Linked DNA regions of Homo sapiens: region 2 is linked to region 1. The links are chromatin loops, found by intact Hi-C in ENCODE. Cell type or tissue: heart left ventricle. All regions are shown on one strand. Links, peaks and the distances in the headings refer to the core of each region. The heading gives the core; the rest is flanking DNA.

Region 1 (9,386 bases), core at 385-8,384:
TAAATATTGCATTTCTTCATAAGTTTCATCTGTTAATAGGTCAAACGTGAGTCAAATTAACGTATGAGAGGTCTGTCGATTCAGCAAATTTTGAAGTAGGTATTGCAGAAAATAAGAAACACCACTGTGAGCTGATTGGTTTCCTACTAATTGAAGTACACACTAAATTTGAGGATGGGATCCAGGGCCACTGCTAGCCTATATGGCACCTTTGTGCAAAGCAGAAAAACATGTCCATTCTTTTTGGATGGACACAGATCTGTACCAGGGCAGACAGCTTGGTGAGCAGAATGCTGGGTAGACTTTAATCCCCACTTGGTCAGGTGCCAAGTAATAGCTTTGAGAATATTGTTATTCTGCATGTGACACACCCTTTCCAGCTTTCCCGTATACATTTCAACAAGTTATCCTCAGAAACAAAAAAGGCAGTCCCATGGGTCCCCATGCTTAGGCTGGGACTAGGGTTGAACTTCCAAAGAGAGGGGGTAGGTGCTTTCTCTATTTCAAGAACCAACTTGCTGGGAAGAGAACGGCTCTACCGGTTACAAATCAGTGTTCACAAATGTCTATTTTTGTTCTTGTTACCCTTTTGTGGTTTATTTTTTCTTTCTAGGCTGTCTTCAATATTCGTTTTATCCTGATTTTCATTGCATAAAATGGTGAGAAGTCATGTGGTATAATTTATCATATTCCACAAGTATGGCCTTAGCTGTGGCTGTGAGATTCTTATGCGCATATCACATTCTCACATTTGCAGGATTTATTTCAGTCTGTAAGTCGTGGGTGCTGCTGCCATTTAGAGGTATAAGGAGTTGTGATATTTGGTATCAGAGGGTTGCAGTTCCACCTTGGCTCCAAAACTTTAAAATAACCTCTGAAACCTTAGGTTTTTGTAGAAATTAATAAGCAGAATTCATAAAGTTTGAACAGGTGGAGTCACTTATTCGGAAATACATTAAAACAGATTACACCTAGATTGTTCATACGATTTCTCACCAGTGCTTGACTGTTTCCATAAAGCCATATGCTAACCTTTATAACTAACTCTGATTGATAACTTTGTCCAGAACCCTTCTGGAAGGCTAATCATCACCCTAAGCTCACTACAGTCTGTGACTGTTCCTGCTGCTTTTTAAAGGGATATGGTGGCTTGCTTTCGACCTTTTCTTTTTCCAATTAATGATTCTTTCCTCCGTTCTTCTCTTGCATGTCTAGTGATTCCCCGCCTTTTCTCTTTCTTTCCCAGGTACCTTTCTTTGTGACGCATGTGAGGCAACTTATGTCTGCCTTCCATCAATTAAAAGAGAGTATTTTCCCATTTACAAAAACTCACTTTAAAGTTTCCTCTTTTCATTGGCTTTTTTGGCCGCAGAAACTGTTTTACCAGTATATAAAAGCATAGAGTGTTTTAAGTTGCTTATGGAACACATTTTACAACTTTGTATCTGGTTCTCCTAAGTTCCTCTTAGATTTAGACTTCTTTTAGAATACAGATACGTAGTTTCAAGTTACAATATCCTGTGTATGAGAATAGAAATAGGTCAATTAAATGGTTTTATCAAATGCATATATGAACGTATATAATACATACATATACCTGTTTTATGTTTTTATTCTTCCCAAAATACTTAATTTTAAGTATATTAAGACATCTAGAAGTGATACAGACATACTGAGGCTGATGTCTGTTTTCAAAAGGAGTGACAAATCAGTTTTCCATAGTGAAAGAAAAGCACCTGACATTATTATAATGGCTGAATAAAAGATTGTGGGACGTTTGAGACATTTTAGAAACTTAAAGGTTTTCAATAACTTTGAGTTAAATGAAAAATAAAAATTTACATGATGATTCTAAATTATAAACTGATGTATCTTTTAAACAGTAGGTTTTTAATTCTCAAATAATCTTAGCTAATATTTGTTGAATGCTTAGTACATGCCAGAGTCTGTTCAAAGTGAGCTATATGTAGTAACATAGCCTGGTGAGGTGTTGATACTAACAAGTGACAGAGCTAGGATTTTAACTCAGAGCTCACACTCCTATTTCACTTTACTACTTTACAAATAAGTGGTTTAACATACTCTTTCCTCAAAGTGACTATAACCTAATGAATATGTTAGTTGTCTTCTGTTTTTATTTCATATTATGAATTTTTATTGAAACTTAAGACAGATATTCATTGTATTCTAAATGTGGGCTGCAGTGTTCTTTAGACAGTCTATAAACAATATAACTAAACTATTTTCAGAATAATTACAGAAAGTGGAATTTTAAATGGTGATATTAAATGGTTATTTTTATGATATATTTTAGAATATTTTAAATGGAAACATTAAGGCAGTTATTTTACTATCATTAATATCTTTGAAATGCTTTTCCCCCTTTGCTGGGTAGTTTGTGAACTATGCCTTGTATTTATTCTTCATTGTGTACCATTCTGGGGCATAGATTTCCTTGCTGAAACAGAATCTGGAGATACAGCTTTCCCAGTCTCAGACTTCTTTGCAACAACTGCAAGCCCAGTTTACGCAAGAACGACAGCGGCTTACGCAAGAGCTTGAAGAATTAGAGGAGCAACATCAGCAAAGACACAAATCATTAAAAGAAGCACATGTCCTTGCATTTCAAACTATGGAAGAGGAAAAGGAAAAGGAGCAAAGAGTAAGTTTTATGTGACATACGTTCAAATGTAACCCAACTGCCTAATAATAATTAGTCTTCAAATTAAAAAAATTTTTTTTTCTATTTTTTGAGACAGGGTCTCACTCTGTCACCCAGGCTGAGGTGCAGCAGCACAATCATGGCTCACTGCAGTCTCGACTTCCTAGACTCGTGATTTTTCCACCTCAGCCTCCTGAATAGCTGGGACTATAGGCGCACACCACCATGCCTGGCTAATTTTTTAATTTTTTTTTTTTTGTAGAAACAGGGTCTCGCTATGTTGCCCAGGCTGGTCTTGAATTCTGGGGCTCAAGCAATCCTTCCACCTTGTCCTCCCAAACTGCTGGGATTACAAGGGTGAGCCACTGTGCCCAGCCTGTTCAATATATAGACAAAATACATTGAATCAAATTGGTTTCATGATGATTTCTTTATTCTACTGAAATGACCCTAATTATTTTTTCTAATGTTGATTATCTTATGTCTAGTTTTCTTGAAAATGAACCTAAAACATTTTGTATTTCTTAAATAATAACTGAGTTTTAGTAACTGTTTTCTATTTTGTTTGCATTTTCCTTCCTATATTCTAGCATAATAATTTGAATTTGTCTTGTTCTAGGCTCTTGAAAATCATTTACAACAGAAGCATTCTGCAGAGCTTCAATCACTAAAAGATGCACACAGAGAGTCAATGGAGGGCTTCCGGATAGAAATGGAACAGGAACTTCAGACTCTTCGGTTTGAATTAGAAGATGAAGGAAAGGCTATGCTTGGTATTTTGAAAAGATTACAATCTTGTCATATTCATATGTACATTTTTAACATTTTTTAAATTCAACATAAAATCACCAAGTTTTATTTTAAAATTTTGAAACGTCAAAATGAATATCTAAGTGTACTGCATATTTTATTTGAAGTTACCACATGAATAGGCAGGACACAAACAGTAAAGTGAATTCCCCTCAGCTCTCTCTGTACTCCAGCTATGCAAGCAACACCACTGGTACTCTAATCTGTCCTTTTTGGACTAAGTGGACTCAGGACATTGAGGTGTCCCAGAAATCAATCACTGCTCAGTAGAAAGGACATGGAGCCACATGTCCTTAGACTGCATGGTCATATGGTTTTTTACACTTCAAGATTTTGTTTTAATGGGAAAAGTCAGTATTAGGTCTGACTCTTCTGTTGAGGTATATATTTCTTTGAGATTTCTACCTATGAGGTGTTCACATCATTACTTTTTATAAGGAGGTAGGTTGAGTTTTGAAGAAAAACTGGATATGTATTTAAAGATTTGTTTTGGGTTTTGTTTTTTATGTCATTCAATAACTTTTTATTCTTACCATCTCATTTTCCTTCTGTTTGGCTTTATTCCAAATTATGCTAATATTTTTAACATGTTGTCATACTTCAGTGGCACACTCTTTCCAAGTAGGAATTTGGAGCAAAGAAGACTGAAGTGTTATCAATATTTTGGGCCTCAAAGGGAAAGCCGTCTGACCCTGTTTCTCATCGATAATGTTGCTGGGAGTCCCAGACCAAGTCGTTAAAGCTCTCCTCTTCCTCCTTTAAAACCCACTATGACTGCTAGCATGAAAATCAGATTAAATTTAGACATTTGTCAAAGATTTGTGAAAAGCCTTTTCATGTGCTAGAGATTGCTGAGCAAGGAGAATTAAAAAATGAACTACTGCCCTGTCTTTGCACAGGAATTGTAGTGAAATGTAGAGGTCGCCTTTATAGAAATGTGGCCAAAAGGGAATACACATTCCACAGCTTTGTCAGGGCAGGCAAAAACAGTCCCAGTGTTGGAACTATTGTTGTTTAGTCCATTGAAACATGCTCCACTAAACATGATTCAAATATGTCTTTGTTGGCCGGGTGTGGTGGCTCACACCTCTAATCCCAGTACTTTGGGAGGCTGAGGCAGGTGGATCACCTGAGGGCGGGATTTTGAGATCAGCCTGACCAACATGGTGAAACTGCATCTCTACTAAAAATACAGAATTAGCCAGGCGTGGTGGCGCATGCCTGTAATCCTAGCTACTTGGGAGGCTGAGGCGGGAGAATCGCTTGAATCTGGAAGGTCGAGTTTGCAGTGAGCCAAGATCACACCATTGCATTCCAGCCTGGGCAACAAGAGCAAAACTCTGTCTCAAAAAATAAATAAATAAATAAATAAAATATGTCTTTGTTGACAAAAAGAGTTTTGGGTCTTTAAAAAAACTTTTATTTTGAAATAATTGTAGATTCACATGCAGTTTTAAGAAATACTACAGAGATCTCTTTAACTAGTTCCTCCAGTGGTAACATCTTGCAGAACTATGGTACAGTATCACAACCAGTACAATGACGAAGATTCTGTCAAGATTCAGAACATTCCCATTACCATGAAGATGACTCATGTTGTTCATTTATTGCCACACCTATATTCCCAGTCCTCCCCTCCTATAACACCTGGCAACCATTACCCTGTTCATTTCTATGATTTTGTCAGGTTAAGAATGCTCTAATTTTATAAATGAAATCATACAATATTTAACCTTTTTGGGGAGAAGGGATAGGGTCTCACTCTGTTGCCCAGGTTAAGAATGCAGTGGTGTGCTATCAGCTCACTGCAACCTCCACCTCCCGGGTTCAAGCAATCCTCCTGCCTCAGCCTCCTAAGTAGCTGGGACTATAAGTGTGTGCTGCCACACCCAGCTAATTTTTGTAATTTTTGTAGGCAGGGTTTCACCATGTTGCCCAAGCTGGTCTCAAACTCCAGGCCTCAAGTGATCTACGGGTCTCGGCCTCCCAAAGTGCTGGGATTACAGGTGTGAACCACCACACCCAACAATATTTAACATGTAGAGGTTGGCCTTTTTTCACTCGGCATAATTATCTGAAGTCATCTAGGTTATTGTGTGTATCAACAGTTTGTTTCTTTTTATTGCCAAGTAGTATTCAGTGGTTTTGATCCACCGTAGTTTGTTGTCCTTTGCCCGTTAAAGATCACCTGAGCTTTTAGTTCTTAGCTGTTACAAATAAAGCTGCTATAAACATTCACGTACAAATTTCATATAAACATAAGTTTCATTTCTCTGGGATAAGTGCCTAGGAGTGCGGTTGCTGGGTCATATGGCAGCTGCATATGTAGTTTTGTAACAAACTGCCAAACATTTTCTAGAGTGATTGTACCATTTTCCATCCCTACTAGCATCATATAAATTTTGCTCACATCCTCACCAACATTTGATGTTGTCATTATATTTCATCCTTTCTGATAGGAATGTGTGATAACTCATTCTGGTTTTAATTTGCATTTTCCTAGTGGCTCATGATATTGAACATTTTTCAATATCATGAGAACATTGACCAGCCAGGCTCCTTTAGGGATATTTTTGAAGAATTCTTATTTGGGTGAGAAGTTGCCTCCTAAATATTTGTTATGGTACCATTAAACTCTAAAATTTCATTCTTTTTTTTTTTTTTGAGATGGAGTCTCACTCTGTTGCCCAGGCTGGAGTGCAATGGCGTGATCTCGGCTCATTGCAACCTCTGCCTCCCAGGTTCACGCAATTCTCCTGTGTCAGTCTTCTGAGTAGCTAAGATTACAGGAACCTACCACCATGCCTGGCTAATTTTTTGTATTTTTAGTAGAGACGGGGTTTCACCATGTTGATCAGGCTGGTCTCGAACTCCTGACCTCAGGTGATCCACCCACCTCGGCCTCCCAAAGTGCTGGGATTATAGGCATGAGCCCCCGTGCTTGACCAAATTTTATTATCCTAATAGTGAAAGAGACGAATTAAAAATACTTCATCTCCATTAGCACTTTACCTGCATACTGAAAGCATGTATAAAAATACCTTGATCCGCTTAAACATTTGAAATATTTTATATCCTCATCAAAGCTACATTAACTTTAAATTCATGATAGTATATTGTAGTCTGTAATATTTAAATTTGTCATAGTTTATAATCTATTAATTTAATGGACATACACAAGTGTTCTAATTTTTGAAATAATTTTTTACTTCTATAATTTTTATCTAAAGTATTGATAATATTTTTTAAATGTGCCAAATGTATTTTTGCCTTGCAATTCCAGCTTCCTTGCGCTCAGAACTCAACCATCAACATGCAGCTGCAATTGATTTGTTACGGCATAATCATCATCAAGAATTGGCAGCTGCTAAAATGGAATTAGAGAGAAGCATAGACATCAGCAGAAGACAGGTAAGTAAGAGTATTCTGTACTCTGATGATTTCTTAAATTTGAATAGATTGAATGTTCATAATTTCCTGAAAATTATTTTGTAATAACTTATTTTCACTAGTTATCACATTCTATTTATATTGAAGAGCTTTATTTGATTCAGTTATTTATTTATTTGAGACAGGGTCTCGCTTTGTCACTGAGGCTGGAGTGGAGTGGCACAATCACAGAAGGGAGCTTAACTGTCAGATAACTGCTAGAGCAGCACTAAACTAAGTCTGCTTTGTAAGCCATGTGATGTGTGTGTTTTAGGAGGGCCTCCTTAGATGCACTTTCTCTTTAGATTATAGGCAGTGGTGCCACAATTATTCTTCAAAATCATGTAAAACTTACTGAGGATGTAAGAGCACTGTGTTCTAATCTCAACTAATCCACTGATTATAAATCATCTTTGGGTATTGGTTTCCTCATCTGTAAAATGAGAGAGATGTCCTTTGACCTTTTGGGTTCTTTGTAATCTGACATTATTGAAGCTATATCCATATACACACTATATGTGTGGAAAGAGAACAGGCCTTGAGGTTTTCTCATTTCAGCAGTTTGCTTTTGAAGAAGCAATGTCAGAATGATTACATTTGACATTCCAGTGTGTCATTTTCTTTCCCGCAGATAAACACAGAAATCAAATATGTAGAAAACTTCTAAAAATGACTTTTTTTTTTTAACAGAGTAAGGAGCACATATGTAGAATTACAGATCTACAAGAGGAATTAAGACACAGAGAGCATCACATCTCTGAATTGGATAAGGAGGTTCAGCACCTTCATGAGAATATAAGTGCCCTAACCAAAGAACTGGAATTTAAGGGGAAAGAAATTCTCAGAATACGAAGTGAATCTAACCAACAGATAAGGTATGCCATTAAGTACAACAGAAGGAATATGCAGTGTCATCTGAAAAACTGTTGTGCTGATATTTAGTAATCTATGCTAATTTTGTGACTAGACTGGCTCTCTAGTAAAATATTGAAGACCTCTTTTTACTTTATTTGATGACTATGTTATAATCTAGAACACAGATGAAATGTTTATATCTTGAATGATGTAACATGTATTCATTCACTTTGGAAATTGTATATAATTAACTGAATTCTTTTTAAAATGTTATTTGAAAAAGCATTAAAGGAGACAACTTTAACAAAGCCAGAAGCTTATAGCAGAAAGTAAGTAGCTTAATTTAGGCTGTTTACATAAATTTTCTATATATTATACCAAAAACCATTTCAAATCTGGTAGAATAATAGAAAGTTTTGAAAGCTTGACTTCAGAATAACATTTTCTTAACTAAAAATAAATCAAACAGGTTGCATGAACAAGATTTAAACAAGAGACTTGAAAAAGAGTTGGATGTCATGACAGCAGACCACCTCAGAGAGAAAAATATCATGCGGGCAGATTTTAATAAGACTAACGAGCTACTCAAGGAAATAAATGCCGCTTTACAAGTGTCGTAAGTCATATTATATAAGAAAATTCATATGTGGATAATAAATTTAGGAGCACTGTGTTTAACCTCAGATTAGCTGTTATTTTGACTCTAATAAAAAGGATACTTTAAAAAGAAAATTTTAGTGCTGTGTTACAGATGGTAATTGCAGTGCTATATGTTCTTTAATTAGGATGAGGCAGTTGAATGATGATGTTTTATCAACTAAGACTGCACCAGTTCTGCTAGAACAGTAATCTAAAGAATGTTCCTTAGGATCATGAACTATCATGCCATGGTGAAAACTGAAAATATGGCTATATATAATGTTAAGTAAAAAGAATATATAGTGAACAATAGGAATACTATGATCCTATATACACACTAATAATGTATATTTTACCAAAATATCAAAATATCTTAACAAATACCAAATTTTAATGGTAATGGTTCCCTCAAGAGAATGGATTAGGAGGTACTGGAGATGAGAAAGAGCAATTCTTTCTTTTTATTTTATATACTCCACTTACATATTGTTTAAATTCCTACAAGAAGCATCTAATTGTCTTATGATTTTAAAAATCAATAAAGGGGAAAACATTACAAATAAAGTTACCGCTCATACATAGTAACTACAGTATTGTTAAAACCAAAGTTTCTAATTCTTATTTAATGTTCTTTGGAAACATTTAATAACCCTTCCTTTCCTAGATGCTTGTAAACTGATGTAGCTAATGCAGTTTGTACTCAGTCCATCTCTGTGGCCTAAACCCTGGTCCAACATAAGTTATTTCAGAATTAATCTACTCTAAGCTGCTGCTAGTAGTTTATTCACCTTTAGTCTCTCCTCTTCCAATCAAATATATATATATCCACATACTTCAGTAAAGTCACAATTAGTGACTAATCCCATTATCCTTCATGTCAAAGTCAAATGTAAACTTAACAGCTCCAATGTGCCTTATTCTACATCATCCAACAGCAACCCTTATTTCTTATTCTGTCTTTTTATCAGCCTAGTGGACCTTCTTGGTTTCC
Region 2 (9,386 bases), core at 1,387-9,386, 120 kb before region 1:
CTTATTGGTCTTTAGGGTATAACAATTTTAGTAATAATTGGGGGGAATTAAGAATTCCACTAACTGCTGGCCTACAGCAAATCCTAAAGGGCCAATATCTTACATTTATAATCAGCTTCACTCTTTTCATTGAAAATTATACTCCCAATCTTCTGATGAGGGATGGAAAACAATCTGCTGTTTCCTGTGCCCTGCCCTAACTACTCCTTTTCCATGATAGAATATTATTCAGTTTCTTCCTAGCATTACTCTATTTATGATGCATTTATATACTTTATTTATTTTTATTTTTATTTTTTTGAGATGAAGTCTCACTGTGTTGCCCAGGCTGGAGTGCAGTGGTATGATCTCGGCTCACTGCAACCTCTGCCTCCCAGGTTCAAGCGATTCTCCTACCTCAGCCTCCTGAGTAGCTGGGATTACAGGCACACGCCACCAAGCCCAGCTAATTTTTGTATTTTTAGTACAGACAGGGTTTCATCATGTTGTCCAGGCTGGTCTTGAACTCCTGACCTCGGGTGATGTGCCCACCTCAGCCTCCCAAAGTGCTGGGATTACAGGCGTGAGTCACCGCACCCAGCCTATCCTTTATTCTTTAATTTTTTGTGTGTCTTTATGGTGGTTGTCTCCTACTATGTATCCCACTTGTACCAGCAAGGGATATGAATACAAAAGATTCATATGAAGAATGTTAACATGATTTGTACATATAATTTAAGCATTATTAGTATGTTACATCCCATGCCCACACTCAAGAAATTTGCGCGATTATAGAAGACAAATGTGGGTATGGTGGGAAAAGTACCAAAATTAGAATCAAAAGAGTGAAGTTTGAACATTAGCAACTTGCTTGATTTATGGCCTTACAGGGGAATATTTAACTTATCTTGGTCACTGTTATCCTATAGTAAAGTAAGGCTCATAATATTTATCTCAAGGACTGTTTTGAGATTAAATGAGATAATTGATATGAAAGTGCATTGTGGCTGGGCGCAGTGGTTCACGCCTGTAATCCCAGCACTTTGGGAGGCCGAGGCGGGCGGATCACCGGAGGTTGGGAGTTCAAGACCATTCTGACCAACGTGGAGAAACCCCGTCTCTACTAAAAAAATACAAAAAAAATTAGCCAGGCGTGGTGGTGCATGCCTGTAATCCCAGCTACTCGGGAGGCTGAGGCAGGAGAATTGCTTGAACCCAGGAGGTGGAGGGTGCAGTGAGCCGAGATCATGCCATTAAACTCCAGCCTGGGCAACAAGAGTGAAACTCCATCTACAAAAAAAAAAAAAGAAAGTGCATTGTGAGAAATGTGAGACATTATGGGGGATTACTATTTTCATAGAGCCTATAAAAACATGAGGATATAGAGAAGTTTTTTTGTTTTGTTTTTTGGGGTTTTTCTGAGACAGTCTTGCTCTGTTGCCCAGGCTGGAGTGCAGTGGCGTGATCTCAGCTCACTGCAACTGCCCCCTTCCGCGTTTAAGCGATTCTCCTGCCTCAGCCTCCCAAGTAGCTGGGACTATAGGCGCCCGCTGCCACACCTGGCTAATTTTTGTATTTTTTTAGTAGAGACGAGGTTTCGACATATTGGCCAGGCTGGTCTTGAACTCCTGACCTCAAGTCATCTGCCCACCTCGGCCTCCCAAAGTGCTGGGATTACAAGCATGAGCCACTGCATCCAGCCTAGAGTATTTTTAATGTTCAAGAAAACTAAACCAATGGGTCAGTACAGAGAGGTAAAAACTAAACTAGCTATTGGCTTTATTCAGACAAAAATGTTTGACTAGCTAATGTCAGTGTCCAGCCCATATCCCTCCGGCCCACGCTGGAGGTCAACTGTATTTAGGTAGACAATGACTTTTCACCTTAAGCATCCCTCTGCCTGAGAGCTCTCAGGGAGTTAATTTCCTGGGGAGCAAACTTCAACCAGTAATGGGCAGACATTGATGGATAAAAACCCTTGCTTCCTTGTCTCTTGGAACAATTTCAGATGTGCTTTACAATGTGTCTCAGAGTGTCCATAGTGATAGTGAGCCCCAATTACTCATGGCAGTAACCTGTACATTGCATTGTACAATGCAAAGATAATGCATTGATCTTTTCCCTGTCTCCTTCCATTTCCTGTACCATTTCATTTCTCCCTCACCATAGTTCCTGGGATCACCTCTGTGTAGAAAAAAAATAAACTCAGTTTCTCCCACCATACTCTCACACCAGACGTGTGGGAATTTCTCCCCACCAGCCAGCAAGCAATCACTTCTGCAGTGAATACCAGCTGGGTGTCCTCCAATATAATTCTGACACCACCTACCTGGAGATAGTATCAGATCCCACAGGTTGAGGGCTCAGTCCCCAAGACTTCTCACCTTTTGATGCCCATCTCAAGCCCAGGTTCTTTCACCAGTGCTTCTGACTGACTAGCTATAAACTGGAGATCCCAAATCCTGGTTCTGGGTTCCATTAATTTGCTAGAGTCGCTCACAGGATTCAAGGAAACACTGGCTTGTTACAAAGGAGACTGCAAAGGATACGATGAAGAGATGCATAGGGTGAGGTATGGGAAGGGGTGTGGAGTTTCCATGCCCTCTTCAGGTGCGCCCCCCTCCAGGAAGCTCCATGTATTAAGCTATCTGAAAGCTCCCCATAACCTGTCCTCTTGCGCCTTTTACGGAGACTTCGATAGATAGGAATGTTAGCAACTGTGAGAAATGTGATTGGGCAAAAAGTGTATGATCCCATACTAATAGATTGGGTGGAGAAACCCAGCAAGGCCTGTCTGTCCAGATTCTTCTTGGCCTGTCGGTGCAATTTTCCTTCTTCCAGGATACGGAGCAGGACCCCTTTTGAAATGGGGGTCTTATTGAGATGGAGCAGGGACTCCTCTTAGGGGTCTACTGGAAGCTCTTCCCCCAAGCATGAAATAAAGGAAAATCTTTAGTTTCTTCAGGGGAAATTCCAGGCACCTAGCTAGCCCTGAGAAGTAAATGAGCAACTTAACAAGCAGGACAGTAATAGTAGCTTAAAACAATTGGCAAGAAAGTTACAGTCATGAGAAGTTTGGTTCCCTGCAGAAGCTAAAGATGAGGATTCAGGGAAACACTGGCTTGTTACAAAGGAGATTGCGAAGGATACGATGAAGAGATGCATAGGGTGAGGTATGGGAAGGGGTGTGGAGCTTCCATGCCCTCTTCAGGTGTGCGCCCCTCCGGGAAGCTTTTTTGTTTTGTTTTATTTTGTTTTGTTTTCTTGATACGGAGTTTTGCTCTTGTTGCCTAGGCTGGAGTGCAATGGCATGATCTCGGCTCACTGCAACCTCCACCTCCCAGGTTCAAGCGATTCTCCTGCCTCGGCCTCCCAAGTAGCTGGGATTATAGGCATGCGCCACCACATCCCAACTAATTTTGTATTTTTAGTAGAGATGGGGTTTCATCATATTGGTCAGGCCGGTCTCCCACTCTTGACTTCAGGTGATCCACCCGCATCGGCCTCCCAAAGTGCCGCCACGCCCAGCCTAAAGATAACATCTTAACACATGTACCTGAGTTGTTTTTCAGAAACTCAGACCCCTACTAAATGGGTCCACCGGCACGTAGACCTCACATAAGAATTGAGGACTGAACTCTGACCACGGTTCTTTGTTCTAAATTTCTTCCTGAGGGACCTGGAGGAAGTCATGCCCATGGGCCAGACCTATCATTTCTGTCTGCTGAACTCAAAATTTTAAAGAAAGCTTCCCTTCCTCAACCAATTCCAAATAAAAAAATTTTGAATCTACCTATGACCCATAACACGCTACTTCAAGATATCTCACCATTTTAAGCCAAACCAACGTATAGCCTTCATACATTTATGATTTTGCCTGTAATTTCTGCTTTGCTGAAATTTACTCCTGCCTTTAAAAAGTCTTGCTTGTAAGACACAGGGAGGTTGGGTCTTAAGCGTGAGCTGCCTGATTTTCTTTACTTGGCATTCTGCAAATAAATCCCCTCTGTATTAGTCTGTTTCACACCACTGATAAAGACATACTCGAGACTAATTTATAAAGAAAAAGAGGTTTAATGGACTCACAGTTCCACGTGGCTGGGAAGGCCTCACAATCATGGTGGAAGGCGAAAGGCATGTCTTACCTGGTGGCAGCCAAGAGAGAATGAGAGCCAAGCAAAAGGGGTTTCCCCTTATAAAACCATCAGATCTCATGAGACTTACTCACTACCACGAGTACAGTATGGGGGAAACCACTCCCATGATTCAATTATCTCTCACCGGGTCCCTCCCACAACACATGGGAATTATGGGAGCTACAATTCAAGATGAGACTGGGGTGTGGACACAGCCAAACCATATCACCCTCCCTCCTCCTGATGCAAAACCTCGGTGTGGTTGTTCGGCCTTACTGCATCCGGTGAGAGGGCCCCAGTTTGGTTCAGCAACATTATGACCTACAATCAGACAATGTAGTCAGATAATTTCTTTATGGCCAGCTCCAAGACAGAAAGGTGAGGAAAGATTAGAGTATATTTTTAGTTTCTATGGCCTGCCTCGAGGAGAAAAAGGAGCAGGTGAAAGGAAGGCAGGTCAGAGAGAGAGAAAGAGAGAGACAGATTCTGTTTCCTAAGGTCTAGTTCTGAGGCCTAAAGTATTGCAACATTACACCAAAAGACTACCTTTTACCTTTTTCACCCTGAAGCTGCTTCAGGAACCAAAGACAAAAGGACAAAACCTTGAGCGAAAGATATGATTATTGTTTCGGCCACTTAGCAAGTAACCAGGGCTATGGGAGTTATGAGCCAGGGACCGTGGTAGAAAAGACTTATATATATATAAATGTATATGTAAAATAGTATCACAACCTCCCAAATAAACTGCTTGTACCCAAATCCTTGTCTCAGAATCCACTTTTGGGTGAAATCTGAAGTAAGACATTTGTTTTTCATTTTTGAATATTCATTCTGTTGCATAAAACTTGCTTTACAAGCATGTGTTTGTGATGGTTCACATTTTGTTTGTCTTTGCTTTTAATTGTTCTTTTTATAAAAGAACACAAGAAATTGGAGAGTAGGACAGGAAGGAGGAAGAGGAAAAGAGGTGGAGAACTGAAAGCTGAGCTCTTTTTCTTAAGTGAAAAAACATGTTTTGAAAAAGGAAGTATTCCTTTTTAAGTGTGAATACAACCAGTCATGAGGCAGAGGTGAGAGAGAACTGCATGAACTGCGAGATGGGAAGGGTGGAAGGGAATGTCATCGTTGTTCTGACCCCAGTATTCCTTCTGATAGGATTTTTCTAAATCTGGACTCTTATTGCCTCTTCTGGCCCCCATACTTTCTACTCTGGGAATTCCTCTTTCTTAACTACATTTCTCATCACCAGGGTAACACAATAAAATCTTCAAATGAGAAAAGAGAGGAAATGTCAAGCAGGACTGTGCAGAATGCTTTGCTTTGTCTCTAAGTTCTGAGCTTGGACGGGCTTCCTGGAGACCAGCCCATGCCTTCTGACGTCAAGGACAGGCCTGGACCTGAGAGAAGCAAGTCGGGAGGAGTGGGGGTGGGGAAGTAATTGGTGTCAGGAGGTAGGAGAGACAAAAGTGTGTTCAAGCATTTATCCAGAGTGCTATCACTCCCATACTGAATCTCAGCCTAGACCAATACCAATACTAATAACAGTCCTTAGCATTAACCTTTTCTTTCTTTCTTTTTTTTTTTTTTTTTTTTTTTTTGAGATGGAGTCTCGCTCTGTCGCCCAGGCCGGACTGCGGACTGCAGTGGCGCAATCTCGGCTCACTGCAAGCTCCGCCTCCCGGGTTCACGCCATTCTCCTGCCTCAGCCTCCCGAGTAGCTGGGACTACAGGCGCCCGCCACCGCGCCCGGCTAATTTTTTGTATTTTTAGTAGAGACGGGGTTTCACCTTGTTAGCCAGGATGGTCTCGATCTCCTGACCTCATGATCCACCCGCCTCGGCCTCCCAAAGTGCTGGGATTACAGGCGTGAGCCACCGCGCCCGGCCCCTTTTCTTTCTTTCTGTTCTTCCAAAGCAGTGTAAAGTACTCCTTTCAAAGCAGTACCACGTTACAAAATCTGCAAATCCCAGAAGTCAATAACCTGAAGACATGCCAGGAGCAGTGAAGAAAACAAGTGTCATGAGAGATGAGGCAATAAAGACAGCAAGCTGAGGAGGAGGCTGTTTTCAAGCCACTTATCAGAATACACAGTAGGTACCCTTTTTCCCCTGGTACCCAATGTCACCACCTCAAAGGGGTGATTTTTTTAATCGATGGCCTAAAGAATTCTTTTCAAATGACATGAGTTGCTTTGAGGAGAGGTGGAATGAGATAGGCTCAAATACAAAGAAGAATCTTGCCAAAGTCCAAAGTCAGAAAAGAACCCACTGTGAAAGAGGAACCCACAAGAGTCAACATCTTGCTACTTCAACTAATTGCGCCCATTGGAAGGCAATGGAAGATGGACTGGAAGTTCACACACACAAAAAAATAGAAAAACCTGTCTGGGCATGGTGGCTCTCACCTTTAATCTCAGTGCTTTGGGAAGTTGAGCCAGAAGGATCACTTGAAGCCAGGAGTTCAAGTCCAGCCTGGGCAACATAGCAAGACCCTGTCTCTATAAAAATAAAAATAATTAGCCAGGTGTGGTGGTGTGCACTTGTAGTCCTAGCTACACAGGAGGCTGAGGTGGGAGGATCACTTGAGCCCAAGTGTTCGAGGCTGCAGTGAGCTATGATCACACCATTGCACTGTAGCCTGGGCAACAGAGTACCTACCTCTAAAATAAATAAATAATGAAAGAAAATAAAAGCCTATATTATTTCTCATCTAGATATTATAATATCCTCTCTGAGAGACCACCCAAAGAGTGCCATGAAAGGTAGAGCTAAATTCTGTCTCTGGCCACTGGATTTTCAAGCCAGGAGCAAGGGATTGGATAACTACAACTTGCTTATAGTTCTTCCCCCAGGAACTTAATAAAAAGTGTAAAAAAAGAACACCTAACAGGAACTCACCAATGCCTCTCACTAGGATCTTTCCTGACTTCAGCACGTTTTATAAAACACACATGGATTGTTTCTTCTCTCAGTGCCTTTGAGGAGACAAAGGTTATCCTGGTAAGAATGAATAGGGCTTATAAGTAGGGTTCTTAGCAAGGAAGAGATGGGAATATTTAATTAAAGGAGACCATTTGCTGGGTGTACGGGACTGGCTTTTGTGATAAAGTAGATGCTCTACATCCACTCAGCCCACCTTTGATTTTTTTTGCTGCAGCTGTAATGCACTTTCCTATGCATGCTGACAGAGTCCCACCACAAGTTCCTCTTCATCTCTCTGACATCCTTTACCAAGGAAGCAGTGGGAGCTTATATGCTAGGAGCTTATAAGTGTACAGGGCAAGCCCAAAGGAGAAATATTCCCCCATTAGAACCCCAGCCAGTGGTGCCAGGGGATAAATTGTTCAGCCTCCCCTCTTTTGCAGGGCCATTCTCAAGTGTATTCCACATGGTTCCTCAAAGGATCCTCGGAAGGCTTGAGCCCAATTGCCCACTGCGGTAATTAGTTCAATAACATCCCCTCCTTTTTTTTTTTTACTTTTCCATCTTCCTTCTCTCAGTAAGCTTACTCCTTCATTCCTACTTTCTGGAGTCATTTTGCAAATAAATTACCTGAACTCAATTCCTTACCTCATGCTCTACTTTTGGGTGGACCCAAACTAAGACAGTAATATCTGGTGTAGTTGGAGAAAGCATCCCCTCGGGATGGTATTCTGGAACAGGTTTACTCACCAGTCAGATGAAAACAAAAGCTCCATTGCTGGTAGTAATTGTGGTGTTGATAACCTCTGGCATAACAATCAAACTCTCACCCGTGGTGGACAGGATGTTGTGGAAGGGAAAGCTTCACTTATATAGTATCTAATACTGGGATGAAAGGGGGCAATGGTAATTATAACAGTAGTGGAATTGACTGGCTTTTGTGAAATGCCATAAGAGTTTTGAAGACTGCCTCAAAGAAAAAGACGAGTTCAGGTCAGCCAACTATCAGGTCAAGACATTCTGTGAAAGTCAGAAGTCTTCCATGACAGCAAGTAAAGGGACTGTGTAGCAAAACGGCAGTCGGGCCAGGCACAGTGGCTTGCTCCTGTAATCCCAGCTACTCGAGAGGCTGTGGCAGAAGGATCGCTTGAGCTCAGGAGTTTAAGGCTGCAGTGAGCTATGATTGTGCCTGGGCAGCAGAGTGAGATCCCATCTCTGAAACAGAAAGAAAAGAAAAGAGAGAGAGAAAGAAAAAGAAAGGAAAGAAGGAAGGAAGGAAGGAAGAAAGGAAAGAAGGGAGAGAGGGAGGGAGGGGAGGGGAGGGAGGGAGGGAGGAAGGAAGGAAGGAAAAAAAGATGAAAGGGCAGTCTGTGCTAAAATTCAAGCTCCAAATTCAATCTTAGGGGTGGCAGAATGGCAAAGGAGACTGAATATACAGGTCTTCTACGCTAAAGATCTATGCTAAAGTCACAGCTTTGATAGGGAAACAGTGGGACTCAGACTTGGGATGAAGGCCTCTGTGAGGATATGGATGAGGACCTTAAATCCTGGGTGCTCTTGAATCAGGGAGGTTACAGAAACCAGTCTCCTGCCTCTTGCTGGAGGACAGCAGTCTTCCCTTGCCTGAAGAGGATGAAAACCTTCCTGAGTTGAGTGTCTTGGAAGATGTTACTCGTCCTCCTTGGGATCCCTCCAGTGACTCCTCTAACTGCCTGTAGCTTGAAAATGTGTCAAGTTCTAGCATACCGTAAGAGGGAAGGTACTGTTTCTTCTATGGGAAGAAATAACTTGCTGAAAGAATTACAGAAAAATTCTGACAGGAAAGAGGAAAAGATCTATGGGAATAAATCTGAAAGTGTTAAATTGAATAGGATAGGTAAGTGAGATATAAGGCTGAATACAGGAGAGTGTAATTCTCCCGTGACTCACGGTAACATCCCATCAAGGACTCCTGGAGTTTGTCCCAACACACTGCTAAGACGGTGCCTTGAAACTTGGACATGATAACAATGTAGAGATGCCACAGTTGTCTATTTAAAAAAAGGTCAGAAGGCTCAAGGAAGTGGGCATAAGAGAATGAGATTTTTATGTGAGACCAATCGCCTGACTGTTTCCTACTGTACTCCCTCCACAAAGGTAAGAAGGAACATACCAGCATTTTATGAAAGGTTAGTGGCAGTGGCCTCTATGAATTGGGGTTCACAGAATAAAATTCTGCCACAGAATTGAGCCTTCTAGGGTCAATGGGAATAAAAAGAATTCAATTATTTGAGAGTCCAGGTAGCTGCACTTAAACATCGAAGGCCAGATGGACATAATTCATGTAATATGCAAGACTATAGGGGTAACC

What was found. A loop is a pair of places that touch in the nucleus more often than their neighbours do. Peaks named below come from ENCODE experiments on the same cell type or tissue, not always from the same donor. Only the 100,000 strongest peaks of a DNase experiment are listed, where the experiment ranks them.
Region 2: it touches region 1 in a loop (3-fold over the local background); 19 of 110 quality-filtered maps call a loop at or near these places.

The regions. Positions count from the first base shown.
Region 1 is chr6:118,973,414-118,982,799 of GRCh38, reverse strand. FAM184A (family with sequence similarity 184 member A) reads left to right here. Exons shown (of 18, transcript NM_024581.6): 10 at 2,450-2,662; 11 at 3,282-3,435; 12 at 6,756-6,883; 13 at 7,592-7,776; 14 at 8,226-8,372. All of the region lies in intron 1 of LOC124901389 (a long non-coding RNA gene), which reads right to left. Among named protein-coding and RNA genes, the nearest start is that of MCM9, 43 kb to the right of the region's middle. In heart left ventricle, for the core only: no CTCF peak of the experiment used is centred there; no DNase peak of the experiment used is centred there.
Region 2 is chr6:119,092,970-119,102,355 of GRCh38, reverse strand. It overlaps a transcript of FAM184A not described here. Among named protein-coding and RNA genes, the nearest start is that of FAM184A, 19 kb to the right of the region's middle. In heart left ventricle, for the core only: no CTCF peak of the experiment used is centred there; a DNase peak (open chromatin) is centred at 5,495; H3K27ac peaks cover 1,024 bases.